Regions from separate parts of the Homo sapiens genome. Here region 2 is linked to region 1. Evidence: chromatin loops called from intact Hi-C (ENCODE). Cell type or tissue: heart right ventricle. All regions are shown on one strand. Links, peaks and the distances in the headings refer to the core of each region. The heading gives the core; the rest is flanking DNA.

Region 1 (16,037 bases), core at 3,474-11,473:
AGGAGGTGAGAGAGTTGGCAATGCAGATATCTGGGGGAAACATGTACAAGGCAGAGGGCACAGCCAGTGCAGAGGCCCTAACTTGGGAGCATGGCTGGCATCTTCTAGGGACAAGAAAAGAGGTCGGGAAGGTTAGGACATATTGGAGAATGACTGATAGGAAATGAGATTAGAGAAGTAATGCTCAGGGTGGAGTGGTGATGCTGATCTTATAGAACCCTTTAGACTATTGTAAGGATGTAGATTTTTACTCTAAATGAAATGAGGATCATTTAATGCAGGGATTTAAGCAGAGTGCAGATGTCTGACTTTTTTTTTTTTTTTTTTGAGACGGAGTCTTGCTCTGTCACCCAGGCTGGAGTGCAGTGGCGCGATCTCCACTCACTGTAAGCTCCGCCTCCTGGGTTCACGCCATTTTCCTGCCTCAGCCTCCCGAGTAGCTGGGACTACAGGCGCCCGCCACCACGCCCGGCTAATTTTTTTGTAATTTTTAGTAGAGACAGGGTTTCACCGGGTTAGCCAGGATGGTCTCAATCTCCTGACCTCGTGATCTGCCCGCCTTGGCCTCCCAAAGTGCTGGGATTATAGGCGTGAGCCACTGTGCCTGGCCCTGACTTCTATTTTAAAAGGATCTCTCTAGCTATTATGTTGGGAAGAGGCAAGCATGAGAACAGGGAGAGCTTTTAGAAGATGAATCCAAAGATGAGATGATGGTGGCTCAGACCAGGGAGCAGCAGTGGAGGTGGTTAGGGATGCTCTGTGGATTAGACATGGGTGTGAGAAAACGAGGGGAATCCAGAATTGCTGGACAGCACTAAGGATTTACTTGAGGTTCATGGTGATGAAATTAAAGTGAAACTGCTCAGGGTTTTTGGTCTGAACAACTTGAACAATAGAGTTATCAAATGAGATTGGAAAGCTAGTGGGTTCAACAGGTTTGAGGGAGAATATTGCTCAGTTTGTGACATGTTTGAGGATATCAGAATCTGGAGTTCAGGTAAGAGATCCGAGCTGGAGATATAAATTTAAGAGTTGTCATCATATATGATGATATTATATATCTTAGATGGTACTGAAAGTCAGGAGACTGGATGAGATCACGGAAATGAGTATAGATTAAAAAGAGTTCAAGGGACCAGGTGCAGTGGCTCATGCCTGTAATCCCAGCCCTTTGGGAGGCTGACGCAGGCAGATCACTTGAGGTCAGGAGTTCAAGACCAGCCTGGCCAGCAAGGCGAAACCCTGTCTACGGAAAAATACAAAAACTAGCCAGGTGTGGTGGTGGGCGCCTGTAATCCCAGCTACCTGGGAGGCTGAGGCAGGGAGAATTGCTTGAATCTGGGAGGCAGAGGTTGCAGTGAGCCGAGATCATGCCACTGCACTCCAGCCTGGGTGACAGAGAGAGACTCTGTCTCAAAAAAATAAAGAGTTCAGGGAATAAGCCCCAGTTAAGGGGTCTGAGAGAAGAGATGGAACCCAGCAAAGAAGACAGGGAAGGAGGAACCACGAATGAAGGAGGAAAACCAAGAGGATGTGGTTAAAAAAAGAGAATCAAGTGATGAGCTGTGTCAGCTGTTACAGATAAGATGAGAACCGAGACTAGATCATTGGGTTTAGCCAATGTGAAGTTCCTTGTTGGCCTTCACAAGAGTGGTTTTGATACGGTAGTAAGGATGAAAGCATGAATGGAGTTTAAGAGAGGATGGGAAACCTAACACTCAGCTGATGACCTAAAATACGCCACATGTGTACCTCGCATGTAATGATTCTACTACATATGTATGGAGTCTTAACATACGTATCATGCTTGACATGTTTTTGAACTTTGTATAAATGGTATTGTATGGGATGTATTCTGCTGTTGCAGAATGGGAGAAGAACTGCAGACAAAGTATAGAAAACTCTTTTAGAAGTTTTGTTGTAAAGGGAGTAGAGAAATAGGTGATAGCTGACAGTAGAAATAGGTCAAAGAGAAGAATCTGTAGGATTGGAAAAATCACAGCTGCTTGTAAGCTTATCAGAATGACCCAGTAGAGAAATACTGATAAAACAGAATAGGCGGATAATTGCTGGAGTGACAGTGAGGATCTTGATTAGGCAAGATAGTACTGGAATCTATGTCTTGGTGACAATACTCCTTTAGCTAGGAGCACGGCAATTCAACCATGTGAGGGTGGGGAAGGCAAAGTAGAGGCTGGTATGTGGGTGTGGGTGATGCTGAGATTCTGTGGAATTTTTTCTCTCATTGCTTCAATTTTCTAAACAAGGCTATTAATTGAGAATGATTGAGGAGAGGACATGCAACTTAGAGGACAGAGAACGTACAAAATCCAGAAGAATGGAGGCGGGAAGTAGAATTGCTGGACAGCATTAAGGGTCTATCTGAGGTTCATGGTGATGAAATTAAAGTGAAGGTAGTCAGTGTGATTGTGTTCTTCTCTCGCCACATTCAGATGCATGGGTGCCAGCTTGAATCAGGGTTGTGGCTTTGCCAAGCAAGCACAACAAAGGGAAAAAAAGGCAAGGGGGCTGAGGGCATGTGTAAGAGTGATTGTGATTGGCTGGGGGTTGAGGCTGGGTGACAGCAGATATGAGGGTTCAAGAATTGTTGCAGTTAGAGTACTATAGGGAGTGATCTGGAAAACTGAGGTAGTGATCAGGGTGTGAGATGTTTGAAACTGAGATAATGAAGAAGTTGCAGAGTTTGATAAGGCTACGGTGATTATGACCATGGGAGGAAGTGGCTGAGTTAGGATATGTGCAAGTTTGAAGTTAGAGAAGGTACAAAATCTAGAATGATCAAGGGGAGGATGTGTAAGTTAGAGGACAGAGAAGGTATAAAATCCAGAAGAGTGGATCAGGGAAGTATAAGAGAATTGCTGAACAGCACTAAGGGTCTACCTGAGGTTAATGGTGAACAGTGGGAGTCTCCAGCCAACAGCCAGGAAGGACTGAGGCTATCAGTCCTGAGGCCTGCAAGGAACTGAATGCTGCCAACAACCACATGAGCTTGGAAGCAGATCCGCTATCCCAGCCTCACTTTGTAGAGGACCCAGCTAAGCAACGCCTGGACTCCTGACCCAGAGAAACTGTAAGATCATAAAATTGAAGCAATGAAGAAGATCCTTGAGAAGAAGAAAAGGAACTGAGAGGCCAGGGTACTGGGAAGATCTTATAACCACCTACCACTAGGACAGAAGTGGCATTGGAGTGAATGTCAGGAGCAAATTGTGCAGAGATGAAGCGGGGTGAGGTCAGCGATAGAGGTATCGGACAGCAAGATTTAAAGCTGCCGGTTTAGAGGAGGAGGGGGATGACCTGGAAGCAATGTTGAGAAGCAAGAAGGAAACCTATCTCACCTCCAGGCACTAAGAAGCTGAAGGTTGAAAACACAGTTGCCGGAAGTAGTTCTGTCCTGTGGGGTTCGGCATCATGCAAGTTCCCCCTGGGCTGTTCTCTGATACAGGGCACTTGCTCCACACTCTGGGAACCCAGATTAACCAGTCTGCCCTGTCACATAGTTGAAGGAGTTGCATTTATCTTTCTGGCTCCCAATTCCTTTAAAATTACATTTGTTGCAGAACCTCCACAAGGCTAAATAAAATAAAATTACATTTGTGACCATCAGAGAACTGAAGAACTATTAACTGGCTGTTCTGGTTTTGCTGAGATCGGGCTGTTGACAGTTCCTGGTTGTCCCACAGCTACCCATGTCAGTTATCTCCACTAACATTTCCAAGAATCTTTGTAGGACAATTTCTCCACCTGCAAGGTCTTTCAAGTAAGAACTCTTCTTTCCTTTAAGGCAATTAGCCCATTGCCAAAAGGTTTTACTGTCTTAAAGCTGGAACTATCTGAGATCTAATTCCAAGGACTTTTCTACAGCTAAGTGAGATGCCTCACACCAGTATTAGGTGATTCTTCGTGAGGACAGAACAGAGCATTTTCATCTTGTGTTTAAAGCAATTTGTTGGCTTCGGCTCCTCACCACTTTCTATACCAGTCTCCCATTCACGTCCCTAGTAATGCCTATGCCAAAAAAAAAGAAAAAAAAGAAAAAGCTGACGGTGAAACCTACAGGTTTAAGGGCTTAAATCTCAACCTTTGTGTTAGGAGTAACAGGAGTGTGCTGAGAGGGCAAGCAATAAAACAAGTCATACCAAAAGGCCACATTGGTCTCTCCTAAGCCCCAATCCCACTCCACTCCTGTGGCCAGTAGTCCAAACAGAAAATAACTGGAGAAGACGAGGAGGTCAAGGATCAGGAAACTAAACGTTATGTGAATTCACCAGCAAGATGTACAGAACGCTTGCGTTTACATTGTTTTTATGGAACTAGCAGAATAAAACTGATCTATTTTAAAAATGAAAAAAAAAAAAAAACAAAAGAAAGAAAACACAGTTGCCACTACTTGAGAGGTGGAAGGAGGAGCAGTGTCCCAGGGCAAAGTTGGGTTTCCTTAAGTAAAAAGGTGAAGGGAACCTGAAGGGAAATTCTGAGAAGAGGTTGAGCTTACAGGGAATATCATTTGCATAAATAAATACATGGTGTGGTAGACTCTAAAGAGGCCCCATATGATTCCCACCTCCTGGTGTTCAAGCTTTTGTGTGTTTCCTTCCCCTTCAATGTAGGTGGCGCCTGTGATTTGCTTCTGGCCAGCAATGTATGGCAAAGGTGACAGAGTATGAGTGATACTGTGTATGTGATGATGTTACATAAGATTGAAACCAGTGTCTTGCTGAGACTCTTCCCGTTGCTGGCTTCGAAGAGGCAAGCTGCCATATTGTTAGCTTCCCTATGGAGAGCACCACATGGCAAGGAACAGAGGGGGTCTCCAGCCAACAGCCTGCAAAGGACTAAGGCCCTCAGTCCTGTAGCCTGCAAGGAACTGAATGGTGCCAACAACCACATGAACTTGGAAGCAGATCCTTTGTTCCAGCCTCACTTTGTAGAGGACCCAGCTAAGCCATGCCTGGAATCCTGACTCAGAGAATCTGTAAGATCATAAATGTTTGTTGTTTTAGGCTTCTATATTTGTGGTGAGATTGTTATACAGCAATAGGTAACTAATACAGACGGAATAGAAGAAGTTTAGTTATAACAATGTCTCAATTTCTTAAAAACTTCTTCTGAGGTATATTACCTAAGATTCACATATTGATCTGTTACCAAATCATGTTTTGTAATCTATCAGCTGACAGATCTTCCTTCAGTTTTGTTGACAGAAAAGATTTGAAAACTATCTGACTTGAAAAATAATTTAATATCCATTCACTAAGGTCATTTACTTTCTCAGCATAGATACCGATTTTTGAATTGTCCCTTTTGGATTGCTGGGGAGGTTCTGCATTGATCCCATGCACCTTAGTAGTGGGTGAGAATTTTGACTTTCTTCTGTAAGGTGGGAGGACAGTTTTGAAAGGGGATGCTGTGTCCTCAGCTCCTTTCTCAAGCTGGGCAAGTTTAGAAAATAGAATATATAGCAATGGAAGATGTGGAAATGAATTCCCTTAAAACTGGTCTCCATAAACCCCAGGGGTAAGAGAACACCAGTTTGGAGCTTTAGGGGCTTTCTGGTCAAAGAGGGAATGGCCCAGGCGGTGATGTGGAGGATAGAATGAAGCACTGAGTATGAGTGGCGAAGGCGTACGGTGGGTGTAGAGATTTTCTGGGCGACGTGACCTAAGAAATGACTTTAGAACTGGCTAATCATTGGTTTTGGAGGGACTAAAAGTAGTTCCTGGTTGGTGAAAATAAATCATTAATGCGTTTTAAATGAAAAAGAAATGCATGCGTCTTGTAAAAAATGTGAAATAAAAGAGGCATAAAGTCAAAAGCAGAGCCTATGCCTTCCCCCACCAAACAAACAGGTAACCTAGTTAACAGGTGTGTCGTAGGATTCGAAGTTCGCCTCCAGCTCCGAGAGTGCGCCTACATCTCTTCCAACAAAATCCACTCACACTTGCAACGCCTGGCAAGGCTCTTCAATATGTGATTCCTTGACTGTCCTGTGCGTCTCTCGAGTGTAAACACCTCTGGGGCTCGTGATTCGGGGCTGCCAGAAAGAGAAGGAAGGTGCCGCCAGCGTCTGTTTCTTCCCGAAGTGAACTCCTACAACCTAGCCACCTTCTCCCCAGAGCTGTCGACTGGCTGTTGAAGGCCAATTTTTGTGCCTACGCAGGTCCTCAACACAGAACAAAACAAAAAAACAACAAAGGCCGGGCTAATAGCTATTTATAAACACTTACTGGACGCCCACTCTACGCCGAGCTCTCCCGCGCTCCTTGGATACTTTTTTGCAACGAGATGCCAATTTCCCCGGCGACCACTCCCTCAAACAGGCCTTCGCCTCCGCCCGCGCTGAGGCCCAGGCCCAGGTCCAGATTCAGAGCCGCCCGCCGGCTGGCGCTGCCCTGTAGGCGCCTGCGCAGAGCGACCCTCCCCGTCACTCGGAGCGGGAGGCGGGGGCAGCCGGGAGAAAGGAAAGCTGCGGGGGAAAAGGGCCAAACCCTGAAATTACCCGGATGTGGTCCCCGCGCGCGCATGCTCAGTGGCTTCTCGACAAGTTGGCAGCAACAACACGGCCCTGGTCGTCGTCGCCGCTGCGGTAACGGAGCGGTTTGGGTGGCGGAGCCTGCGTTCGCGCCTTCCCGCTCTCCTCGGGAGGCCCTTCCTGCTCTCCCCTAGGCTCCGCGGCCGCCCAGGGGGTGGGAGCGGGTGAGGGGAGCCAGGCGCCCAGCGAGAGAGGCCCCCCGCCGCAGGGCGGCCCGGGAGCTCGAGGCGGTCCGGCCCGCGCGGGCAGCGGCGCGGCGCTGAGGAGGGGCGGCCTGGCCGGGACGCCTCGGGGCGGGGGCCGAGGAGCTCTCCGGGCCGCCGGGGAAAGCTACGGGCCCGGTGCGTCCGCGGACCAGCAGCGCGGGAGAGCGGACTCCCCTCGCCACCGCCCGAGCCCAGGTAACCGCGCCATGTCCCCTCCCCTTCCCCCGGCCGGGCCCGCGCACCCCGCCTGTGGCTTCCCCGCCCCGGGGCGGGCTCCCGACGACGGCGGCGGCGGCGGCGGCGGCTGGGAGCGCGCGGAATCCTCTGGGAGGGCGACCGCGGCGGCCTGACGAGCCGGGCCGGGCGGGCCGGCTGAATGCCGGGCGGCGGTGCCTCGCGTCCCTCGGGCCCCCAGCTCCGCTTGCAGCTCGTGGGAGAATCAAGTTAAACTCGGACGGGACTCCTGCCGCGGCCGCCGCTCCTCTTTGTTGTTCTCAGTAGTTTCACGGTCGCCCCGGCTGAGCGCGTTGGGTCGGCTGGAATGTGTTGCCTTAGGGTCTAAGTGAAAGTTGTAAATTGTTTGTCTAAATTTATTTTCTCCAGCCAATTTCTGTTTTGTCTTTGTCCCCTACTTTCTCTTCCTAGTCTTGTCATGCCAGTTTACGCTTCTGGCTTTGATATGTTTACTTTTTGAGTACTGAGAGTGACAGCGGTATGCAGGACACATTCTTAGCACCTAACTGAACCCCTCCTTGCCCCCAATAAAACATGCTTCCTAATAAAAGACACAGCTGATCTTACTGTTAGCACTGCATGTACTGACAGTGAAATTGGTGTAGGGTGGAGGGCGGTGGCTCCATCACTTGTCCCAAACTGCTGTTAGGATTTCTCAAACTAGATTTTCAAAGACACAAGTGTGTTTAGTTAACCTGAAAGGTTTATTTGCTGGTGCAGAGGCTTTAAAAAGCCCTGTTGAAGATTGATAGCTGTTTCCCTTCAAAAACCTAAGTACGTTTGTTTTTATTTAAAAAAACACATTTATTTCCCAATTAGTTTCTTAATGCATTTAGTTTTTGCACCGTAGTTTAAGGTGGAATTGCCAGTTATTTAGGAATAATAAACACAACAGGATAATAGCGGAATTACCCTGAATTGACTTTCTGCAAACATATAATCTTAGCTAATTTTTGTTAGTAACCTTTGACTTTTGCCAGAATTAGCATCCTTCTAGTCTTAGTAGCAGCTTGGTTACTCGGGTGTTTTAAGAAGTAGGTTCACTCCTTTTTGCTGGCAAAAACCATTTAGTATCAAAAAAAAAAAAATGCGTAATTTCGTAATTAGATTTAGAACAAGGCATTTGAATAATTTTTATGGTGGATTTCATAAATTACTTTTGCCATACCCTGCAGAGACTAGATAATATATATTTCAGTTGAAATCTAGGAAGTTCTAAAATGTAACTTTTTTTTAATGCTAAGGACTTACTCTCTCTATATTGGAAAGTTCTGATATGATTAGTACATAATATTCCAAACTGTAAAATGATTAACATTTAAAAATACGGTTTTTAAAATTAGTGTTTCTTCCATAATGCTGTCATGATTTTGTTTACTTAAATGGGTTTGTTACAGAACAAATGTAATAGAGATGGACCAAGCATTTGTAATTCGGAGTAGCTTTAGGTCTAAAGACGATGGTGAATTATGTAGGTTTAAGTTGTTGGAATTAAAACTAAAAGCTTCTTTTGATAAAAGTCGTTATAACATTTTGTGACTCTATTAATAGAAGTGGCTTTTTCTTTGCTTTCCAGGTTTTTGGGCGAGTTTTAAAGAAGTATTGCATCTTCGTTTTTTTTATTTTTGAAGTGGGAGTGTATGTTTCTGTTTAGGTCACTGCCTTCATTGTAAATCTTGAGTTTAGAAAAAACCAAACTGCAAATCTGTTTTTCAGACTTAATGAAAATTTGTGCCGAGAAAGTCACTTTGAAATATTTTGGAATAAGTTTTACATGAATGATTGATCTTTTATGATAGCTTTGCTGTTTGAAGCAATTCTCCCTCTACTAGGAAGCAGCAAATCTTACTTTTAAAAACCTCTGCTTCACTTTCTTAAGCTACATTTTAGTCGAGCGATTGTGTGTGAATTCTTTTTCTGTATTCCCCTTCAGTTTTTCTTTCTCCCCGCAAATTAAGGAGCGAGAATTAACCTAATTTATGCTGCCCAGTCACACTCCAGCTCTCCCACTTGGAAGCAGTTTTTTTCTGATTGAGCCAGTGTTATAGTAACATCATTAGACACTATTCTAATTGAGGTGTGAGTTACTGAGGCCTCTGCTAGGGAGGTTAACCCTACAGAATCTGTAGGGTTCATTATATTTAAACTGCATATTTCGGCTTGTCTAAATTTTTGCCTATTTTGGTGAAAACATGTTGTTTTGTCGATGTTTAAACTTAGTTCATTTTGTCCCTCTCTAGTTCATGACTAACCATTTTTTTCATTTTTAATCCAGCGATTTTTTTAGAGTGGTTCTTTAAGCATCTTGTATTAGCCATTTCAATGGTCATTATATATGTTTGGATTTCTCTTATTTTGTTGAACTAGAAGACTGTGTGGTTACGCCCCAAAATTTTTTTTTGTCTTAAAGCCATGATGAATGGGGTGACTCTGAGGTGACCATTAATCGCGTATAAAAGTAACCTGACTAAAATGTTTTCATTGTTTTCTACAGTTAAAGGACTTACACCAGCATAACACAGCATTTTTTTTTTTTTTTTTTTTTGAGATGGAGGCTCGCTCTGTTGTCCAGGCTGGAGTGCAGAGGCGCGATCTCCACTCACTGCAAACCCCGCCTTCCGGGTTCAAGCGATTCTCCTGCGTCAGCCTCCTGAGTAGCTGGGATTACAGGCATGTGCCACCACGCTTGGCTAATTTTTGTGTTTTTAGTAGAGACGAGGTTTCGCCATGTTGGCCAGACTGGTCTTGAACAACTGACCTCAGGTGATCCGCCCGCCTTGGCCTCCCAAAGTGCTGGGATTACAGGCGTGAGCCACTGCGCCTGTCCTATAACAGCATTTAATACAGTTTTGTAAAATTATCACATTTTGGGCTTTTTGTTCAACAGTTGATGAAGTCTCAATTGTTTTAAAATGAGAAATTCAAACAGTTCACAAATATATCTAGATATATTCATTTGAGCTACTTGTAGAATGATGCTGTTTGCATATATCAAGCATATGCTTGATCATAAGTCAGATTTAGAATTTTTGGATTTTGTTTTCTCTTTCTAAAATGTGTAATTTTGGTAATGGGAAATTTGACTGAATTCCAGTTTCTCAGGAACAAGGTATTTTAGGTTGTGTCACCTTAACACTATTACCTGGTGTAATTGGCATCCGGGAACATTTGTTTTTAACTATGAGAGTGAATGAAAACTAGGGTAGTGCTTACATATGTAAAACTAAGATGGTAGGTAGTCGGATTCTTACAATTTATAAGGTTCTCATAATCTAAGCCTTGATGAGTTGCTACTGCAAATTATATTATAGATCAGATAAGTACCAAAGACCAGTTGTAAAGAGGGTCTGTTAACATTTTAATCAGTTTAAAATTGGCGGTAACAGTAAAGACCGTTCAGCCCAAAGACTGTATTTCATTATTTATATTCCAAATGAGAATTTTTTGCAGTTTGGAAAACTTGTAAATGTGTTGAATTCATCTTTTTATTGCTTTTTTACTCCCAATGTTTAGGGCAACGGTCTTTTCTTCTCTCCTGTCTCCCTCCCTCCCTCCCTTTCTCCCTTTTTCTTCTTTTTCTTCTTTTTCTTTTTTTTTTTCTGAGACGGAGTTTCGCTCTTGTCACCCAGGCTAGAGTGCAATGGTACGATTTCGGCTCACTGCAACCTCCACTTGCTGGGTTCAAGCGATTCCCCTGCCTCAGCCTCCCGAGTAGCTGAGATTACAGGCGTGCGCCACCATGCCAAGCTAATTTTTTTGTATTATTAGTAGAGGACGGGGTTTCACCATTTTGGGCAAGGCTAGTCTTGAACTCCTGACCTCAGGTGATCCACCCGCCTCAGCCTCCCAAGGTGCTGGGATTATAGGCATGAGCCACCGCGCCCAGCCTTTTTTTCCTTTTTCTTTCCATCTTGCTCAGTGCCCCAGCCTGGAGTACAGTGCTGCAATCATAGCTCACTGCAGCCTCTACCACCCAGGCTCAAGCAATCCCACTTCAGCTGCTGCGGTAGCTGGGACTACAGGCACACACCATCACACCTGTCTAATTTTTTGAAAAATTTTTGTAGAGATGGGGGTCTCTCTCTGTTGCCCAGGCTGGTCTTGAACTCTTGGGTTCAAGTGATCGTCCCACCTCGACCTCCCAAAGTGCTGGGATTAAAGGCATGAGCCACCACGCCTGGCAAGTAGTTTTCAATCTTGGCTGTACTTTTAGATCCCTTGAGGAGCTTTACAAAATACTGATACCTGAATTCTAGCCCCAGAAATTATGATTTGGTTGGTCTAGGGTGCAGCCAGGTTAGCCCTCCGCAGTGATTGAGTCATTAGGGTCCTCTGACTTTTTCTTTTGAACTGTTTCACTTGTGTTAGCTTTACATTCTTTAATACAGTGTTACACACATGTACAGTGTAGCCATCTCACACATCTAACTTAACGGGTCTTTTGAAAGTATTGCCACATTTGCTTTGCTTCTGTGTCTGTCTCTTTCTTTTCTCTCCCCCTTCCTGTCACCTATTCCTTTCTCCTCTGTTTCTTTCTTCACTTTCAGTTTATTTGAACTGTCTGGTAGTAAGTTTTAGGAAGCTGTATTTCCCATGATGAGAAGTTAGTATATCATCACTATTTTAAATAGGAAGTTGATTTTCTTTTAAAGTATATTCTCAAATGCTTACTTGTACTCCTTTTGGAGACTAATTACTTTAAGTCCCCAAGTTAGCATCTGAACTCCCTGTGGGCTTGGTCTGGTGGCTCACATCTATAATCTCAGCACTTCAGGAGGCTAAGGCAAGAGGATCACTTGAGCCCAGGATTTCAAGGCCAGCCTGGGCAACAAAGTGAGACCTCATCTCTAAAATAAATAAATAAATAAATAAATATAACTCCCAATGCAAATTGTCTTCTTAGGGCGTTAATCTACTTGGTAAACCTTACATTTTCAAGCCCCCAATTAACTAGTCACTTAACTGGTTTCTGAGAGGCAGGTTGCATTGGGCTTTTTCTGTCAGGGCTTAATTAATACACTGTGAGACATTTGCTCAGCTAGGCCAGCTAGCTAGTACTTCTGTAGAGATCATCTAGGGCATGTTCAGCTCTCCATTTACATCACCTGAAGTAGTTCCCAAGTGCTGGGCTATGGAGTAGTTTCATCTCTGTCTCTGGAAGAGCTATTTAAAAAAATAAAAATATTTTTTCCCATCTGATTGCAACACACATGCTGCTTCAGAATGGGAATGGAGTGGAGGAGGCATGGGAATCTGTGTTATTTTTAAAAAGTGCCTCTTGATTCTAAAGGTTTTGTTTATTTTGGTATGCTTATCCTTACTGCTTTATTTATCTATTTTTTAGAGACAGGTTGCCCAGGATGGAGTGCAGTAACATCATCATAGCCCTCTATAACCTTCAACTTCTGGGTTCAAGAGATCTTGCCTCAGCCTCCAGAGTAGCTAGGACTACAGGCCGGCACCACCACGCCTGGCTGATTTTTTTAAAACTGTTTTGTAGAAATGGGGGGGCGGGGGTCTTGCTTTGTTGCCCAGGCTAGCCAAATCTTATTTATGATTTAAAACTAGGAATGCTACCGAATATATATTTTTATAGTAAGGTATTATTTCTGTATGTTAATATGGATGAATGTATGCTACTCAGGTCTTTTCAAGTCAAAATGTATTTCTAAATATAAGATGAATTAAGGATATTTGTCAGTGATATTCACTAGTGAATTCTAGAGCATATGTTATCAGTAGATGGGCAGTCCTTGTAAAAATTGAATAATCTAGTGAAAGGATGACCGGAAATAATATTTAATGGGGTAAGCTAAGCCAGGAATCATTGTACATAAACACATTAGGTGTGTCTTACATCATAAATATGCCTACTAAAACTAGTTGAAGGAAGAATGTGTATAGATGCTGAAATAATGAAGGGGCTGGCTAATTGTAAGGAAAAATGATACAACTTCTATATAATTAGTCTTTTTAATCAGTTGCATATACTCATGATACTTAATTTGTAAAGTAAAGATTGTAGACTAGATCAATGCTTTGTAAAACTAACAGTACCTCAGACTTCCAGAGTGTTTTTTAAAGGTACAGCCCCACCCTTGATTCTAGTTAGTGGAGCTGGCCTAACCTGCGGGGGATTTTGATACATCCCCCTTTGAAGGAATAAGCTAGATGACTTGAAACTCTGCTTCAGTTAAAAGTTTTATGAAATGAGGCCGGGTGCGGTGACTCACGCCTGTAATCTCAGCACTTTGGGAGGCCAAGGGGGGTGCGGATTACCTGAGGTCAGGAGTTTGAGACCAGCCTGACCAACATGGTGAAACCCCGTCTCTACTAAAAATACAAAAATTCATTGGGCATGGTGGCACATGCCTGTAATCCCAGCTACTCACATGCCTGTAATCCCAGCTTCTTGGGAGGCTGAGGCAAGAGAATTGCTTGAGCCTGGGAGACAGAGGTTGCAGTGAGCTGAGATTGTGCCACTGCACTCCAGCCTAGCTGACAGAGCGAGACTGTCTCAAAAAAACAAAAAAAGTTTTATAAAATGTATTTTTCAGTTATCAGTTATTAAAATTCAGTTTGGTTTCCACCATCTTTTAAAACAGTGGTTCCCAAAGTATGGTCCACAGACTCCTGGAGATCCCTAGGATCCTTATATTTAAGGGGTTCACAAAATCAAAATTATTTTCATAATGAAACTGAGACGTTATTTGCCCTTTCACTGTGAGGACATTTGTATGGGTGGTGAAGGAGCAGTGGTGGGTAAACTGCTGGCACTTTAAAATGACTCTAGGCAGTTATACCAAACATATGAGTCCTCATTGTGTTCTTTATAGTCAAACACACATAAGCATTTGAAAAAATGCCGGTTTCACTTAATAATCCCCTTGCTGCAGCAGTAAAAAGGTTTAATTTTAAAAAAATCTCTACCTTGGAGTATGTCTTTTTAATAGTGTGATTAAATGGGAAGTATGCATAAAGCATTTCTGCACATTGAAGTACAGTGTTCTTTTCTAGGAAAAGCACTTGTGTTATTGAGCTGCAAGCTGAACTAGCTGCTTTTTAGTGGGACACCATTTTTATTTTTATTTAACAGGATGACAGATAAGCTCAGATAGCTATTTAGATTTGAGTATTTGGCAGGTAATTCCTTGGAAATGAATAAAGTGAGCTGGCCACTTCGAGGAGAACATTTATAGCCAGTGCTAAAATCTGATGTTTCAAGTGAAAATCAGATTTTTGGGAAACTCCTGTCACTATGACTTGCCAGTTTCTTAATACTTAAAGACTTTTCTGATGAGATGGGTGGTGATATTAAGGAATGTGATTAAAAAAAATATGTTGGGCTGGGCACGATGATGCACACCCATATTTCTAGCACTGTGGGAGGCGGAGGTGGGAGAATTGCTTTTGGCCAAGAGTTCGAGACCCTGTTTCTACAATAACATATAAAAATTAGGTGTAGTGGCATGTAGTTCTAGCTGCTCAGGAGGGTGAGGTGAGAAGATTGCTTCAGCCAGGGAGTTCAAGGCTGGATTAAGCTAGGATCGCACCACTGCACTCGGGCCTAGGCTACAGAGCGAGACTGTGGGGGGGGGGGCAGTATGAGGAAGTGTGTCAACACTGGGAAGATCTGTGTAACTCATTGAACCAATATTTTCCCAAATGACCAATTCATGTTACAAAATCGTGCATGGGTAGGCGATCCGTTCAAAGTACAACATAGACAAATGGATTTTTATATACACCAGAGCCAAAAAGTTCACTGATACAGTGAATTCCACATTGCAACTAACCTTTCAGAATTGCCACTTGAGTTTTGGTGTTGAATAAAAGATGAATATCCATTGTTTTCTGAGAAGGCTGTTAAAATACTCCTCTCTTCCAATTAGCTGTCCATGTGAGACACGTTTTCTTCATGTACTTTAAACAAAACAACATATCATAGCAGATTGAATGCAGAAGCAGATATGGGAATCCAGCTGTCTCCTATTAAGCTAGGCATTAAGAGAAATTTGTGAAGATGTAAAACAGTGTTACTCTGATTCCTGACTTTGTTTTAGAAAATTCTGTTTTTCATAAGATGTTTATATTAACGTAATGGGTTTATTATTTTAAATGAATTAATAAAGCAAATACCAAAAATTTTAGTAGTTTTATTTATTTATAATATGATAAATATCAATGTATATAGCCCGCATAAAAGCTATTTGGTGTCTTTAATAATGAAGAGTATAAATAAAGGTCCAACTTGGCCAACATGACGAAACCCTTTCTCTACTAAACATACAAAAATTAGCTGGGCATGGTGGTACATGTCTGTAATCCCAGCTACTTGGGAGGCTGAGGCACGAGAATCACTTGAACCTGGGAGGCGGAGGTTGCAGAGAGCTGAGAACATGCCTCTGCAGTCCAGCCTGGGCAACAGACTGAGACTATGTCTCAGAAAAAGAATATGAATAAAGGGATCCTGAGATCAGAGAGTTTGACAGCTGCTGTTTTAAAGTAACTATTTCTATGCATTATCGACTAAATTACTGATTGATTGAATTGTTTTTATGGTTTGTACTATATTGCTGTTATTTCTAAGGACGTTAGTCATTCAGTTTCTGTTCAGTTATCAGGGAACATGTAAGAGTCAGACTTAAGTAAAAAGGGGAATTCATTGGCTTGGTCTGGAGATAGAGCTGACCTCAGATTGCTATATCCAGGGTTTCAAGCAGCATCACCAGGACTCTTGACTTTGCTTTCTTTCTGTTTCTCAGGTAGTTTGCAGGCTAACTATCCCCAGCTTCAAGGAAGCATGAAGAGGGCCTTCCCCCCCCCACCCCCCCACCCCCCCACCCCCCGTAGTTCCATCGGAAGTGCTAGAGCTATGTCACTTGCCTGCCTTGCGTTCTTTTTCATCAGAAACAACACTGTGGCCAGGGGGTGGCTCTGGTTAGTCTGGGAATTGTCCCACCTGGCCAGATGGGGAGATTCTCCTTGGAAAATCAGACTGCTGTTTTACAAATGGAGAAATACATGCTGGTACACAAAAACTG
Region 2 (16,037 bases), core at 1,391-9,390, 63 kb before region 1:
TTAGCTTCAGGATGTGGAGATTATTGTTTTTCAATAAATTTGGAGAAATTTCAGCCATAATTTCTTTTCTTCTGCTTCTTTCTCCCTCTCCTGATATTCTCAATACACCAACATTCGTGTGCCTAACCATGACCCACATTTTTCTGAGGTTTTATTTATCTTTCTTCATTCTTTTTTCTCTTTATTCTTTAGATTGCATAATTTCTGTTGACCCAGCTTCGAATTTGCTAATTATTTCTTCTGTTAGTTAAAATAAACTGTAGGGCCCCTCTAGTGAGTCCTTCTTTCTTTCCTTCCTTCCTTCCTTCCTTGAAATGAATAGAATAACATATAAAAGAACTCCAATATGTCTGGCAGGAGATTTCTCTGTGGAAAACTTACAGACCAGGAGAGAATTGCATGATGTATTTAAAGTGCTGAAGGAAAAATGCTTTTATCCTAGAATATTGTATCCAATGAAAATATTCAAAAATGAAGGAGAAATAAAGATTTTTCCAGAAAAACAAAAGCTGAGGAATTTTGTCAACACTGCACCTGTCCTAAAAGAAATGCTAAAGGGAATTCTTCAATCTGAAAGAAAAGGATGTTAACAAGCAATAACATATCATCTGGGCCAGGCATGGTGGTTCACACCTGTAATCCTAACACTTTGGGAGGCTGAGGTGGGAGGTTGAGCCCAGGAGTTCGAGACCAGCCTGGGCAACATGGTGAATCCCTGTCTCTACAAAAAATACAAAAATTAGCTGGGTGTGGTGGTGTGCAGCTGTAGTCCCAGCTACTTGGGAAGCTGAGGCAGGAGAATCGCTTGAGCCCAGGAGGCAGAGCAGTGAGCCGAGATAGCACCATTACACTCCAGCCTGGGCAATGGGAGTGAAACCCTGTCTCAAAAAATAAAAAAAAAAAAGATATCATCTGAAGGTAGGAAACTCACTGGTAACAGTAAGTACACAGACAAATGCAGAATATTATAACACTGAAACTGTGTTCTTAAATTCAAGACCTAGAACTGTTACCGACCTCGATCCCTGGTGGACTGAACAAAGAGAGTGAATGCGGGAATAAAGACAAAGACAAATAAAGACAAAGACAAACAAGTATGTTTGGAAGAAGGGGTCGGGGGCACCTTGCTTCTAGTGGACAAGGACCCAGACTTTCTACAGCCCTTCGTATTTATTGGTAAAAGAGATAGTGAGAAGTGGGGTGGCAGAAAAGGTCAGGTGCTCGGTCCACAGTGGGCTTGCAAAACTGCATTCCTCGAACAATAGGCTCTAGATGTCCCAGTAGATAACCTCAAGGAGCCCGGTGCCAGGCAGTGACCACCCTCAGCAAACCTTCTGGTGGCAGGCACAGTGTGAGTTTGCCCACATCCTGCATTCATGATAAACAGTTTGCTGTTTGATCATATAGCCTCCAGTGGAATGCTGAGTTGGTCATGATACCTTTGGCCTTTTCAGCTCCCAACATAGAACTAGGGAAACTACTAAAAGAAAACACTGAGGACACTCTCCAGGACAATGATCTGGACAAAGAGTTCTTGAGTAATACCCAAAAAGTACAGGCGACCAGAGCAAAAATGGACAAATGAGATCACATCAAGTTAAAAAGTTTCTGGCACAGCAAAGGAAACAACCAACAAAGTGAAGAGGAACCCACAGAGTGGGAGAAAATATTTGCAAACTACCCATCTGACAGAGGATTAATAACCAGAATTTATAAGGAACTCAACAACTCTACAGGAAAAAATCTAATCAATTAAAAATGAGCTAAAAGTCTTAATAGGACTTCTCTCAAAAGAAGACATACAGATGGTCAAGAGGTCTATAAAAAGGTGGTCAACATCATTGATCATCAGAGAAATGCAAATTAAAACTACAATAAGATATCATCTAACCCCAGTTCAAATTGCTTCTATCCCAAAGAAAGACAATAATGAATGCTGGCAAGGATGTGCAGAAAGAGGAACCCTTATACACTGTTGGTGGGAATGTAAATTATTAGGTTGCTGCAAAAGTAACTGGTTTTTGACATTGAAAGTAATGACGGCCAGACGTGGTGGCTCACGCCTGTAATCCCAGCACTTTGGGAGGCCGAGGCGGGTGGATCACCTGAGGTCAGGAGTTCAAGACCAGCCTGGCCAACACGGTGAAACCTTGTCTCTACTTAGAGTACAAAAAAATTAGCTCGGTATGGTGGTACGCACCTGTAATCCCAGCTACTTGGGAGGTTGAGGCAGGAAAGTCACTTGAACCCAGGAGGCAGAGGTTACAGTGAGCCGAGATTGTGCCACTGCACTCCAGATTGGGGGACAAGAGCGAGACTTTGTCTCAAAAAAAAAAAAAAAAAAAAAAAAGAAAGAAAGAAAAGAAAGTAATGACAAAACATCACAGAACAGGGGAAAATCCCATTTACCCTGATGTGATTATTACCCATTGTATGCCTGTATCAAAATATTTCATGTACCTCATAAATACATATACTTACCATGGACCCATAAAAATAAAAAAATTTAAAAATTTAAAAAGTTATAAGAGAATTAGGAAATTTGAACAGTCACTGCATATTTGATGATATTAAGGAATTATTTTCTTATTTTTATAATATAATGATATTATGGTTCTATTCTTAAAGTCCTTATCTTTTATATATATTTACATACTACAATGCTGACCATCATTATATTGTGATGAGATTTTTTTAAAGGGTCCTTAAATGTTCATAGAGGTATTTATGAATAAAATGATATTTTGCCTGGAATTTGCTAAAAAATAATCCAGGGTTTTGTTTTTGTTGTTGTTGTTGCCTTTGGAGAGAGACGGTGATACTGTGGATGGTTGTCCTCTCCAAATCTCATGTTGAAATGTGATCCCCAGTGTTGGAGGTGGGGCCTAGAGGGAGGTGTCAGATCATGGGGGTGCATCCCTCATGAATGTCTTAGTGCCATGCCCTTGGTGATGACTGAGTTCTCACTCTATTAGTTCACTGGGGAGCTGGTTACTTAAAAGAAGCCTTGCCCCTCCTCCTCGCTGCCTCAGTATGTGACATGCCTGCTCCCTCTTTACCTTGCCATGATTGTAAACTTCCTGAGGCCCTCACCAGAAGCAGATGCCGGCAGCCACTTTCTGTACAGCCTGTAAAACTGGGGGCCAAAATAAACCTCTTTTCTTTATAAATTACCCAGTCTCAGGTATTTTTTTATAGCAATGCAAATGGACTAATACAGAGGAATTATAGGTGTAACAAGATGGATCAGATGTTGCTAACTGTTGAAGTTTAGTGATGATTGTATGTAAAGGTTCATTCATAATTTTCTCAACTTTTATATGTTTGAAATTTCCCATGATAGAAAATTTTTTAAATGAACAAACAGTTCTATCCACTATTCTCTAAAAGTGTGATAACCTCTGAGAAGGGAGTAGGAAGCTTTGATGGATGGGCAGAAATAAGTCCTAGCCAGGTCTATGGAGAATACTGCTCTGGGAGATCCCTAGCTCAGGAGTCTTAAACCCCTGGGCTGCAAACCAGTAAGGTCTGTGGCCTGTTAGGAACTGGGCCACACAGCAGAAGGTGAGCGGCAGGCCAGCAAGCATTATTGCCTGAGCTCTGCCTCCTGTCAGGTCAGCTGGGGCATCAGATTCTCATAGACCTGTGACCCCTATTGTGAACTGCACATGGGAGGGATCTGGGTTGCATGCTTCTTATGAGAATCTAACTAATGCCTGATGATCTGAGATGGAACAGTTTCATCCCAAAACTCTATGCCCACCCCCTGCTCCCAAGGAAAAGTTATCTTCCATGAAACTGGTACCTGGTGCCAAAAAGGTTGGGGACTGTTGTCCTCGCTGATTGTGATCAAGACCAAGCTGTAGAATGCTATGTGTCTTCTTAAGGAACTTTTAGCTAGGCAAGTGTCAGGAGAGATAAGTCCAAGTTCCAGTGTTCAATGCTTTGTTAATTTAGACCCCACTTGACCAAGTCCATTTTATTTTTTTTATTTCCACATTAATTCAAGTGTCATCATCCTACAAGATTCAGCTCAAATCCTACCTCTTCCTCACTCATCTCTTAGCTAGTGATCTCCCTTTTTCCATATCCTTTTAAGTGGATTGTTTCCTGACTGAGTGTAGGCTCCTTAAAACCAGGGACCGGCAGGGCACGGTGGCTCGCGCCTGTAATCCCAGCACTTTGGGACACTGAGGCGGGTGGATCGCTTGACCTCAGGAGTTTCACACCAGCCTGGGCAACACAGTGAAACCCCATCTTTACAAAAAAAAAAAAAAAAAAATAGCTGGGTGTGGTGGCTTGCCTGTAGTGCCAGCTACTTGGGAGGTTGTAGTCCTGTAGTCCCAGCTACTGATACTTGGGAGGCCGAGGTGGGAGGATTGGTTGAGTCCAGGAGGAAGAGGTTGCAGTGAGCTGAGATCGCGCCACTGCGCTCCAACCTGGGTGATAGAGTGAGACCCTGTCACAAACAAACAAACAAACAAAAACCCAAAACCAGGGACCATGACAAATTTTTAAAATCTCTCAGCCCCAAAAATAATACTATCCACAAAGTCAGAGCTCCATTAATACTGGAATAAAGGTTAAAAGAGCCCAATAAGTAGAAGTAGATGAGTTAATGATTTTTAAACAAGTGGCAGTCTCTCTGTCCTGGTAGTTTCAAGAAACACCACTCCGATTCCTATTTTGAAGCTGCTGGATTTTTTTTTTTTTTTTTTTTTTTTTTTTTAACAGAGTCTCGCTCTGTCGCCCAGGCTGGAATGCAGTGGTGCGATCTTGGCTCACCGCAACCTGCACCTCCTGGGTTCAAGCGATTCTCATGCCTCAGCCTCCCGAGTAGCTGGGACTACAGGCGTGTGCCACCATGACCGGCTAATTTTTTTTTTTTTTTGTATTTTTAGTAGAGACGAGGTTTGCCATGTTGGCCAGGTTGGTCTCGAACTCCTGAGCTCAGGCAATCCGCTCGTCTTGGCCTCCCAAAGTGATGGGATTACAGGTGTGAGCCACGGCGCCCGGCCAGCTGCTGGATATTTTGACCACCTCAAGTACGCTGAGCACGAAATCAGTGCATCTGGCAGTACACAGGAGCTTGAAATACTTTTTTTAAAAGTTGTTATTCAAACTGAAGGAGTTTTTCCCTGTGGTCTGTAATCGCCACGTGCCCGTTCTGTATACAGCCAGCCTGGGTTTTTCAATCCCACGTCCGCTACCTAAGAGAACACCAAGGCTTGGAGTGAGTATGGCACAATCAGCTTCAGATGTTAAGCAAATATTCCAACCTAGAGTAGGAAAATGGAATATGGACGGGGCTTTATGAAGGTGCATGGTCAGGCAAAGGATCTTAGTGGATGAAAGACAGTAAAGATTCATCCCAACCAAAGACCAAAAATGACACATATGTATGAGCAAAACATCAGGAAGAACACTCTTATGTGGAAAATATTACACGGAAAACAAAAGAAGAGTAACTTTTTCCCTTTTGGTTTATCCCGCTCTGGTCCTCAGGGCGATAGCTACCACCTGACACACAGCGACCTGGGAAAGAGGGAAACTCAATCACTGCCCTCGCGGCCCGGGGGGAGCCCGGAAGCGCGCCCAGAGCCAGGTCCCGCGCGGGCGCCACCGAGCGCGGACCTCCCTCGCATCCTAGAGCGGCCGCGCGGGACCCGGCCGGCGGCGCACTTCCGCCCGGGCGCATTGTAGCCCCGCGGACAGCTGGGCCAGGGTGCGGGCCTGCGCCTCCCTCGGCTCCTGGCGCGGGCCTCGGGGAGAGGGTGAGTGCGGTAGGGCATACCAGAGGGGGGCGGGCGCGCTTCCTCGGGACTCGCCGGCTCGATCAGGCACGGCCCGGCGCTGGGGACCTAAGCCTGGGGAGCGCCCGGGAGCGAGGACGCGCCTCGTTCACCGCCCCGGGCCGGAGTCTCGGCGGGCCGGAGCCTCGGCCGCCCGGCGCCGCCGCCCACCCAGCCTTTTTCGAGGCCAACACGGTCTCGTGGGGGAGCCTGGGCTCTCTGGAGGCCGGAAATCTGGCCTCTGGCCCTGCCTGTGCCTTGGCCTCTTACTCTCTGCCGCCCGGCCTCGGTTCTTTCAGCTCTAAGATGGAGGACAGCGATATCTGCCCTAGGCACACCACAGGGTGATTGCAGGGTTGACACTGCCTGCCTGAAAACGAAGGAGCGCCGGTTCTCAACCCGGCAACCAGTAGAATCGCTTGGGAAGCCTCCAAATGCTGATGCCCCATCATCACCGGGGAATTGTGATCTGCGGCCAGGACCGAGATCCACGGGCCCAGAGTGAAATGACAGTACTGTGATCACGACTGGAATATGCACTTCGCCGAACGTGGATCACAGTCTTGAGAAAGCAAGCAGCTGGGTTTTTGTTTTGTTTTTTTTCCAAGAAGACAGGGACCTAATCTGGTTTGCTCGCATTTAATTCCTAGTGCCTAGAATGGTGCATGTCCCAAAACATGCACCATTGATTAAATAATTTCTGATTACTTCCCGACCTATTTGGAGGGTTTTCATTATATTTGTTTTAAAATTATTATGGAAACCTTCAAGTCATATATGAAAATTGAATAGTAACTGAACTCCCAATTCATGATCAATTCTGTTTCATCTGTTACCCTCTCCCCCACTGTAGTATTTTGAAGCAAATCTGAAATGTACCATTCCATCTGTTACCTTGTTCATGTTTATAAAACACAATAACACCTTTTTAAAACATAAAGCCATTATCAGTGTACTTAGCACTTCATTTTACCCTCTACTATCCAGTCAGCATTTACATTTTCCTAGTTGTCTCTTTCCTCTTACCCAGTTTGTCCAAATCAGTATCCAAACAATCTACACACGTTATATTTGGTTGATGTCTCTTAGATCTCTCTTAATCTTTTTCTCTTGCTCTTTATTTTGTTCCCTGTATTTTACTTGAACAAGTCATTTGTACGGTTCACGTTTTCTACAACCAGGATTTTGCTTTTTCCATCTCTGGTATCCTTTAATAAGCAGGTATTTAGACCTGCAGACTTGTTCAGGTCAGGTTCGATTTTTTGGCAAGAGAACTTAATGGGGGATTACTGTGTTTTTCACATTGTATCATACCAGGAGTTAGATAGCATCTTGCCTCTCTTTGTGGACCTTTTATGTACAAGTAGCACCGTAGGGTAACAATTGACCAGGGAATGCCAGCAAATACATGCAAAAGAAATGAGAGAATATCACCTTTTGGCAACCCCTAATGAAATAATGGATCCTGGCAATGATCACTAGCGGCTGTTAACGTCAGAAAGAGAGACAGCTAGACAATGCGTGCTGCCTAATGGGGTACTCCCATCAGACAGCACACCGTTTGTCTTATCAAGTATTCTTGGAGTAATGGGGGTGGTGTGTATAGATGAAACATGATTGCCTATGAGTTAACAGTTGTTGAAGTTCAATGATGGGTGTATGGCATTGCATTATGCTAATCTCTACTTCTGTATGTGTCTGAAGTTTTTCAGAATAAAACTTTTTTTAAAAAGATTGATTAGTTGAGTAGTGAGTTTAGGTCAACCTGATCCATACATTGCAGTTCTCTGTTAGCCTTTCACTAAGTGATTCTCAAATCGGACTCCATGTTAGGATCACAGGAGAAGGCTTTTTATTTTATTTATTTACTTTTTAATACTAAAACATGTCTCACTTGCAGAATTTCCTATCTAAATGTTCTGGGATGGAGCCCAATTATTGATAGGGTTTTTTGTTTTGTTTGGGACTACAGGTGTATGCCACCATGCCTGGCTAATTTTTTTATAGAGACAGAGTCTTGCCATGTTCCCCAGGCTGCTCTTGAATTCCTGGCCTCAAGCCATCCTGCCACCTCAGCCTGCCAAAGTGCTGAGTTTACAAGCAGGAGCCACCGTACCTGACCTTCACTGATATGTTTTAAAAGCTCTCCAGGTGATTCTAATATGCCCCCGGGGTTATGTACTACTGATCTAAATCCATTATTTGTTAGGGATGACAAAGTGATTATATTCTATTATTCCTTCTGCAGTTAATTTGCCTTTACAAATGTTAACTTTCTGCATTCTGTTTATTCTTACCTATCTTGCAAATCAATAAGGAAGCCTCTGCAAATAAAGCTCCTTTCTTAGCAGAGGAAGACTTGATCTTGGAGGTGATAATGTAGAGTAACACATGAAAGGGATGTTAGCAATAACCTCAACGCTATGCTTAAGGTAGAGATGCACCACCTTATGTATGAGGGTTGGGGGCAGGAAATATGGGGAGGGGCTGTTTCCCAAAATGGAAGGGAAGACTAGGTAGTGTGTAGTTAGAGAAGCATGTTTGGCCATATGACACATTTCCAAAAAAAAAAAAAAATCATCAGCATTAAGTAAATATAAATTTAAAAAAAATAAAATGCCACTCATTGAAACATAATGCAATAAATTTAAAAGAAAAGTTAACCCCCCGCACAGCCCCCACCCCATCACTTTAATTACCCCTGAGATAACCCATATTAACAGGATGGTGTGTATCCTCTCCCACATCAGACTTTCTCTGTCTTACATAAATGTAGGGGTTTGGGGTATTGTTATAAAAACGAGATCATACCATAGCCATCTGTAACTTTTCTCCTTGTCATCCCTCCACAACAGTAGTTACAGAAGACTCTATTAGCTGCAGAATAAATAGTTGATAGACTAAATAATAGCACAAATGTACAATAAAATATTCAGCCATTTTCCTATTGACATTTTTAGATTGCTTTCATATTTTAGCCATCTTGAGAGCAACACAATACACGTCATTTTACATAGCTCTTTATTATTTGGGTAGATTACCAAAAATGGGATTACTGGGTGAAAGCATATAATTATCAACAGCATCATTATTACTGGTAATATATATTCCAAATTATTCTCCGAAAGCCTAATCGCAATTCATAACTTTGTCACCATTAGTTTGTGACAGTAGCCATTTACCGTCATCCTGGTTAGCACTGACTAGCATTGCTCTATTGATATTTGCCTGCCAGCTGATGTGTGGTAAATGGTCTCTCTTTTTGTTTGTTGTGAGAGTGGGTCTTGTTCTGTCAAGCAGGCTGGAGTGCAGCAGTGAAATCACAGCTCACTGCAGCCTTAACCTTCCAGGTTCCAATGATCCTCCTGCCTTGGCCTCCTGAAAAGCTGGGACTATAAGCACATGCCTCCATGTCCAGCTGATTTTTGTTTTTTAATTTTTTTGTAGAGACAGTGTCTCACTATGTTGCCTAGGCTGGTCTCAAACTCCTGGGCTCAAGTGATCCTCCCACCCCAGCCTCCCAAAATGCTGGGATTGCAGGCATGAGCTACCATACCCAGCCTCTTTGTTCTTTATTTTGCATTCCACTAACTACCTGGAGACTGAACCCTTATCTTTTATTTATTAACTTAAATTTTTTAAATAGATACACGATAGTTGTTTGAACCCTTTTCATGCTTATAGGCCATTTGGATTTCTTCTGTGATTCATATATATACATATTTATGTATATATATGTGTATATATGTATATATATGTATATATGTGTGTGTGTGTGTGTATATATATATATATATATATATATATATATCCTTTGCCTGTTTTTCTGTTGCACAAGTATTTTTGTATTTTGAATGCATTTGCATAAACTTTTTTTTTTTAGGAGCATTAACCCCCTGTCATAAGGGGGTCCAAACTTTTTTTTTTCAGGTTTTTTTTCTTGTCCTTTGACTTTATGAGTCTCAATATATATAAAAGATTTTATTTAGTGAAAATGTCTGTTTTTAAAGTTTCTGGATTTTATGTCTTGCCAATAAGGGCTTCCCATCTCCACAGTTAAATGTATAAACATTCTCCTAATTTTTTTGAACACGTTATTGGATTTTTTACATTTAAATTTCTTAACTACGTGAAGTGTATTTTTATATACAATGCAAAGTGAGCATCTTTCTTTGCTTTTTTCTCTGCTAGAATAGCCAATTATGTCAGTGCCATTCATTAAAGAAACCACACTTTTTACACCTTTGTTATATACTGTATTGATTCCGATAGGTAGCTGGTTTATTTCTGAACTTTCCCTTCCCTTTTACCTCTATTTTTGTGCCAATATTATTGTTTGTATGTATGTATGTATGTATGTATTTGTTGAGACAGAGTCTTACTGTGTCACCCAGGCTGGAGTGCAATTGTGCAATCTTGGCTCACTATGACTGCCGCCTCCCAGGTTCAAGCAATTCTGCTGCCTCAGCCTCCTGAAGTAGCTGGGACTACAGGTGTGCGCCAGCATGCACGACTAATTTTTGTATTTTTAGTAGAGACAGGGTTTCACCATCTTGGCCAGGCTGCTCTCAAACTCCTGACCTTAGGTGATCCACCCTCCTCAGCCTCCCAAAGTGCTGGGATAACAGGCATGAGCCACCGTGCCCGGCCTATTCTGTTTTAATTATGTCAGATTGCTGTAGTAAATGTTAATACCTAGAAAAGCAGGTCACCACTCACTGCTTTTTGGAATTTTCTCATCCCTTCTCAGACATTTATTTTTCCTTCCATATGATTTTTGGATTGTTTCTGTTCCAAAATAAATCCCACTGGAAGTCTGATAGAATTTCCACCAAATACATCTACATTAGCTTAGGAAGGATGAACATCTCTGTGATATCAAGTCATCCTATCAGGGACATAATGTGTATCTTTTATTCGTGTGAATCTTTTGGGTGCTGTTCCTTTCCTGCTAACTTTATTTCTGGTAATTTTGTTTTTGCTCTTAGAATGGGTTTTTCCCCCATTTCTGTTTTTATCTTGTTATTGCTAAGACTGAGAAGAGTTACTGAAGTTTTTGTATATTTTATATCTAGCTGTCAGTCAAATTCTCTTACAGTAGTTTTTCTTAAGCTTCTTTGTTTTCTTCCCTGCCATCAATGTGGATAATCTATAATCAGTTATGTATAAATTTCAGTTCATTCTAATATATTCTGTTTGATACATATATTCCATCTCAGAAGTATATCAGTGATGTCAGATGTACCTAGAAATAGTGAAAGGAATAGTGCCAGGAGTTGGAATAAACCTGCACATTCAACAGGTTGTTGCTGATCACTTAAAATAGCAGAGTCCCAAGTCCTCGTGAGTCATGGACCATGTCATGTAGGGAGTGAGACATTTGTTCAGCATTATTGTGAAATATCAGCATGACTATAGAGCATAATAGAGCATTACTGTTATGATTGTTCAGAGAAAGGGAAAGGGCTGATCATTATGGGCATCAGAGACACCATATGGTGAGTATCATTAAATACCATCTCTTGCCCTGTATCTCAACTAGAGTTGTTGTTGTTTAGTGTTTATTAGAAGGATTTTTTTTAAAAAAATTAGTAAGTAGAAAGTACAGAGTGTTCCCATATACTCTCTTATCCCTCACCCCTCAGTTTCCCCTTATTAACATCTTGCATTAATGCGGTATATGTTCAGAAGCTTAAGGGCTCATGAAAAAAAAATGAAAAATGTGCTACATGTGTTACAGTTGTTGAGCCAATATTGATACAGATACACTGTCAACTAAAGTTTACATTAGAGCTCATTCACTCTAGTGGTGTTTATTCTGTGTACAGTTGACCAATGTATAATGACATATGTCTGTCTTACTGTATCATACAGAATCGTTTCACTGCCTTAAACATCCCCTGTGCTCTGCCTGTTCATTCTTCCTTCTCTCACCCTGTATCACTAGCAAGCACGATTTTTACTGTCTCCATAGTTTTGCCTTTTTGAGAACATCATATAGTTAGAATTCAGCTATAGTTTTTAATTGCCTGGGTTTGGTTATTTTTGTTTGTTTGGGTGTGTGAACAATTATACAAGATTTGTTAACTTGTAGTTTTAGCCAAGTTATTAAAACCTTACTGTGGATATGTGTGGAATACTATGAGAGACCAAGAATCCAGACTGTTCTAAATAACCAAAAAGTAATAATAGAGATAAATATTACAGGAATATGTTTTTGGTACAGTGATATGAAATAATCCCCAGATGATCTTTCTGTTGCAGGGTGGAAGATGTCTATGGATGTGACATTCCTGGGGACGGGTGCAGCATACCCATCTCCAACCCGGGGTGCCTCTGCTGTGGTCCTTCGGTGTGAAGGCGAGTGCTGGCTCTTTGACTGTGGGGAGGGAACACAGACACAGCTTATGAAAAGCCAACTTAAAGCAGGTTAGTGTGCCTTCAGCTATCTCATTAAGATTTTTTTGTTGTTCTGCTTCATTTTCTTGGCTCTCCTTGGACATTTTGTTTAGAAACAGCCCTGATGGTTGCATCCCACTTCAGTGCTACACCCTGGTGAGACTTGGAAGGCCTGCAGGCATCTGGCCACGTCCACTGAACTTCATTTACTTATTTACTTGCTTTTCATTTATCCTGTAGATGCTGAAAGCAAGGATTCATGTAGGCTTGGGGTTTGGGAAATGTCGTGGGATACACCAGGCATATTAGATGAACACTGCCTTAGCAAGGAAGCAGTGTACATACTTACCTCCACCAGGAGATAGTTTTCATGAGAGGATGCAAAGGGTAGGAAATGTTTGGAGGAGGGAGATGTTGTTTTCCTCTTGGGGTTATCAGGGTAAACTTCTCAGAGAAGTTGACCTGTGGATTGTCAAAGGAGGAGGAGGAATTTCAGGGCTGAGGAGAAGAAGGGCATTTCAATCAGGGGGAATGGAGTGAGCAGAGGCCAGCACCTGGGAGATAGAGCAGTCCAGTGGTGAAAAGCTTCAGCTCAGAGTCAGGCAGACCTGGGTTCTAGTCCTGGCTGTGTCTTGGGCCTGTGACCTTAGCATATCAGCAAACTTCAACTTTACTTTCCCGATCTTGAAAATGGGGATAAAAAGTCTACTTAGAAAGGGTGTTATGAGAATTACATGTAATCATTTATTCTCTGTGTGATTGCCTCTTTCTCAGTTAAATCTTAGCTCAGATGCCATCTTCTCAGAGGCTTTCCCAAATCCTCCTGGATTAAGTAGTTCCTCTCTCACCCCAGTCATTCCTTTACTTTGTCCTATTTTTATTGACTTCTTAGCATCATCAGTATCTGAAATTATGTTATTTAGTTTGTTTCTGTGTTCTTTATCTCCCTATACTGTAAAGTACGTTCCATGATCATTTATATACCTAGTAGATGCCTAGTTATATCTGTTCAACTAGGCATCTACTAAGTATATAAATGATCATGGAACTTACTTTAGTGAATGGATAAGACGTTTAGCAACTTAGCACAGTGCCTCTCACTTATTAGGTCTTGATAAATAGTATTGAAGTCATTATTCCTACAACTCTTCACAGTACCTGGCACTTGGTGACTAAAGGAAAGATACTTCTAGTGTTCAGGGATCTCTTGGTCCAGTGATGGAAACTGACATGCAAACGGACAGTAATCAATCATGTAATGTGATAAGTAGAATAATGGAAGTATTTTCTAAGTACTTTGGAGCACAAAGGAGGGGGAAGTAACTGACCATTCATTCATTAATAGAAGGCATCCCAGAGATTGTTAACAGTTGAGCTAGGATCCAAGAGATTCATAGAAGTTTTTCTGAGAGAGAGGTAGAGATGGACATTGAGGGAACAGACAACAAAGTGAGCAACAAGTAAGGAAGTTTCCAGGAAAGAACTGGCATGTTGGGGAGCATTGAGTACTTGGCTAGGCTAGATGGAACTAAGAATGCTGAAAAGGTGAGGGCTGACTGTGAAGTCCTCTGTAGCATAGTAAGATATTTAGACTTTATTGTTCTACTGGGAAAAAGGAACCATTCATGTTTTTAAGGGGGAATAATGCAATCTCGTTTGTGTTTTAGGACAGAGTTTTCTGATGGCACATGTATTGGGAGAGAGAGAATAGCATCAGGGAGACCAGTTCCAAGGCAATTGCAGTTCACTTGTATCAGTTCATTTTCATACTGCTATGAAGAAATACCCAAGACTGGGTAATTTATTAAAACAACAACAAAAAAGAGGTTTAATGGACTCGCAGTTCACATGGCTGGGGAGGCCTCACAATCATGGTGGAAGGCAAAGGCAGAGCAAAGGCGTGTCTTACGTGGTGGCAGGCAAGAAAGCATATGCAGGGGAACCACCCTTTATCAACCCGTCAGATCTCATGAGACTTATTCACTGTCGTGAGAACAGCATGAGAGAACCTGCCCCCCATGATTCAATTACTTCCCACTGGGTCCCTCCCATGACATGTGGGGATAATGGGAGCTACAATTCAAGATGAGATTTGGGTGGGACATAGCTAAACCATATCATTCCACCCCTGACTCCTCCAGAACCTTATGTCCTCACATTTCAAAACCAATCATGCCTTCCCAATAGTCCCCCAAAGTCTTAACTCATTTTAGCATTAATTTAAAAGCCCACAGTCCAAAGTCTCATCTGAAACAAGGCTAGTCCCTTCTACCTATGAACCTGTAAAATCAAAAGCAAGTTAGTTACTTCTTAGATACAATGGGGGTACAGGCATTGGGTAAATATACCCATTCCAAATGAGAGAAATTGGCCAAAACAAAGGGGCTATAGGCCCCACGCAAGTCCAAAATCCAATAGGACAGTCAAATCTTAAAGCTCCGAAATGATCTCCTTTGACTCCATGTCTCACATCCAGGGCATGCTGATGCAAGAGGTGGGCTCCCATTGTCTTGGGCAGCTCTACTCCTGTGGCTTTACAGGGTATAGCCCACTTCCTGGCTGTTTTCATGGGTTGGTGTTGAGTGTCTGCAGCTTTTCCATGCACACAGTGTAAGCTGTCAATAGAGCTGCCATTATGGGTTCTGGAGGACAGTAGCTCTCTTCTCACAACTCTACTAAGCAGTGTCCCAGTGGCTATGTGTGGGGGCTCACACCCCATATTTCCCTTCCACACTGCCCTAGTAGAGGTTCTTTGTGAGGGCTCCACCCCTGCAGAAGATTTCTGCCTGGACATCCAGATGTTTCCATACATCCTCTGAAATCTAGGTGGAGGTTCCCAAACCTCAATTCTTGACTTCTGTGCACCCGCAGGCCCAACACCACATCTAAGCTGCTAAGGCTTGGGGCTTGCAGTCTCTGAAGCAACCGCCTGAGCTGTACCTTGGCCCCTTTAAGCCACACTGGGATGCAGGGCACCAAGTCCCAAGACTGCACGAAGCAGCAAGGCCCTGGGCCCAGGCCAGGAAACCGTTTTTCCCTCCTAGGCCTCTGGGCACGTGATGGGAGGGGCTGCTGTGAAGACCTCTGACATGCTCTGGCAACATTTTCCCCATTGTCTTGGTGATTAACATTTGGCTCCTCATTACTTACACAAATTTCTGCAGCTAGCTTGAATTTCTGCTCAGAAAATAGGATTTTCTTTTCTGTTACATCATCAGGATGCAAATTTTCTGAACTTTTATGCTCTGGTTCCCTTTAAACATAAGTTACAATTCCAAACCATATCTTTGTGAATACATAAAAGTGAATGCTTTTAAGAGCACCCAAGTTACTTCTTGAATGCTTTGCTGCCTAGAAATTTCTTCTGCCAGATACCCTAAAGCATCTCTCTCAAGTTCAAAGTTCCACAGATCTCTAGGGCAGGGGCACAATGCTGCCAGTCTCTTTGCTAAAGCATAGCAAGAATCCCTTTGCTTCAGTTCCCAATAAGTTCCTCATCTCCATCTGAGACCACCTCAGCCTGGACTTTTTGGTCAAAACCATTCAACAGGAAATTCCAAACTTTCCCATGTCTTCCTGTCTTCTGAGCCCTCCAAGTCTCTAGGAAATTCTAAACCTTCCCATATTTTCCTGTCTCCTTTTGAGCCCTCCAAACTGTTCCAGCCTCTGCCTGCTACCCAGTTCCAAAGTCACTTCCACATTTTCAGGTATCCTTATAGCATTATCCCACTCTACCAGTACCAATTTACTGTATCAGGCCATTTTCATACTGCTATGAAGAAATACCCAAGACTGAGTAATTTATTTAAAAAAAAAAGAGGTTTAATGAACTAATCGCAGTTCCGC

The links. Hi-C counts contacts between places; a loop is a spot of excess contacts. Peaks named below come from ENCODE experiments on the same cell type or tissue, not always from the same donor. Only the 100,000 strongest peaks of a DNase experiment are listed, where the experiment ranks them.
Region 2: it touches region 1 in a loop (4-fold over the local background); 73 of 110 quality-filtered maps call a loop at or near these places.

The regions. Positions count from the first base shown.
Region 1 is chr18:51,023,670-51,039,706 of GRCh38, forward strand. SMAD4 (SMAD family member 4) reads left to right here and starts at 6,544. Exons shown (of 12, transcript NM_005359.6): 1 at 6,544-6,954. It overlaps LOC107985152 (a long non-coding RNA gene), which reads right to left and starts at 6,425. Exons shown (of 4, transcript XR_007066370.1): 1 at 6,249-6,425. RefSeq lists enhancers at 4,394-4,493, 6,129-6,298, 6,155-6,773 and a silencer at 6,579-7,158. In heart right ventricle, for the core only: no CTCF peak of the experiment used is centred there; DNase peaks (open chromatin) are centred at 6,512 and 7,082; H3K4me3 peaks cover 4,422 bases; H3K27ac peaks cover 4,353 bases.
Region 2 is chr18:50,962,341-50,978,377 of GRCh38, forward strand. It overlaps ELAC1 (elaC ribonuclease Z 1), which reads left to right and starts at 5,700. Exons shown (of 4, transcript NM_018696.3): 1 at 5,700-5,774; 2 at 12,057-12,221. The coding sequence starts at 12,065. LOC107985152 (a long non-coding RNA gene) reads right to left here. Exons shown (of 4, transcript XR_007066370.1): 4 at 15,992-16,037. RefSeq lists an enhancer at 5,328-5,387 and a silencer at 5,538-6,027. In heart right ventricle, for the core only: a CTCF peak has its summit at 5,787 (motif pointing right); DNase peaks (open chromatin) are centred at 5,671 and 6,141; H3K4me3 peaks cover 2,343 bases; H3K27ac peaks cover 2,852 bases.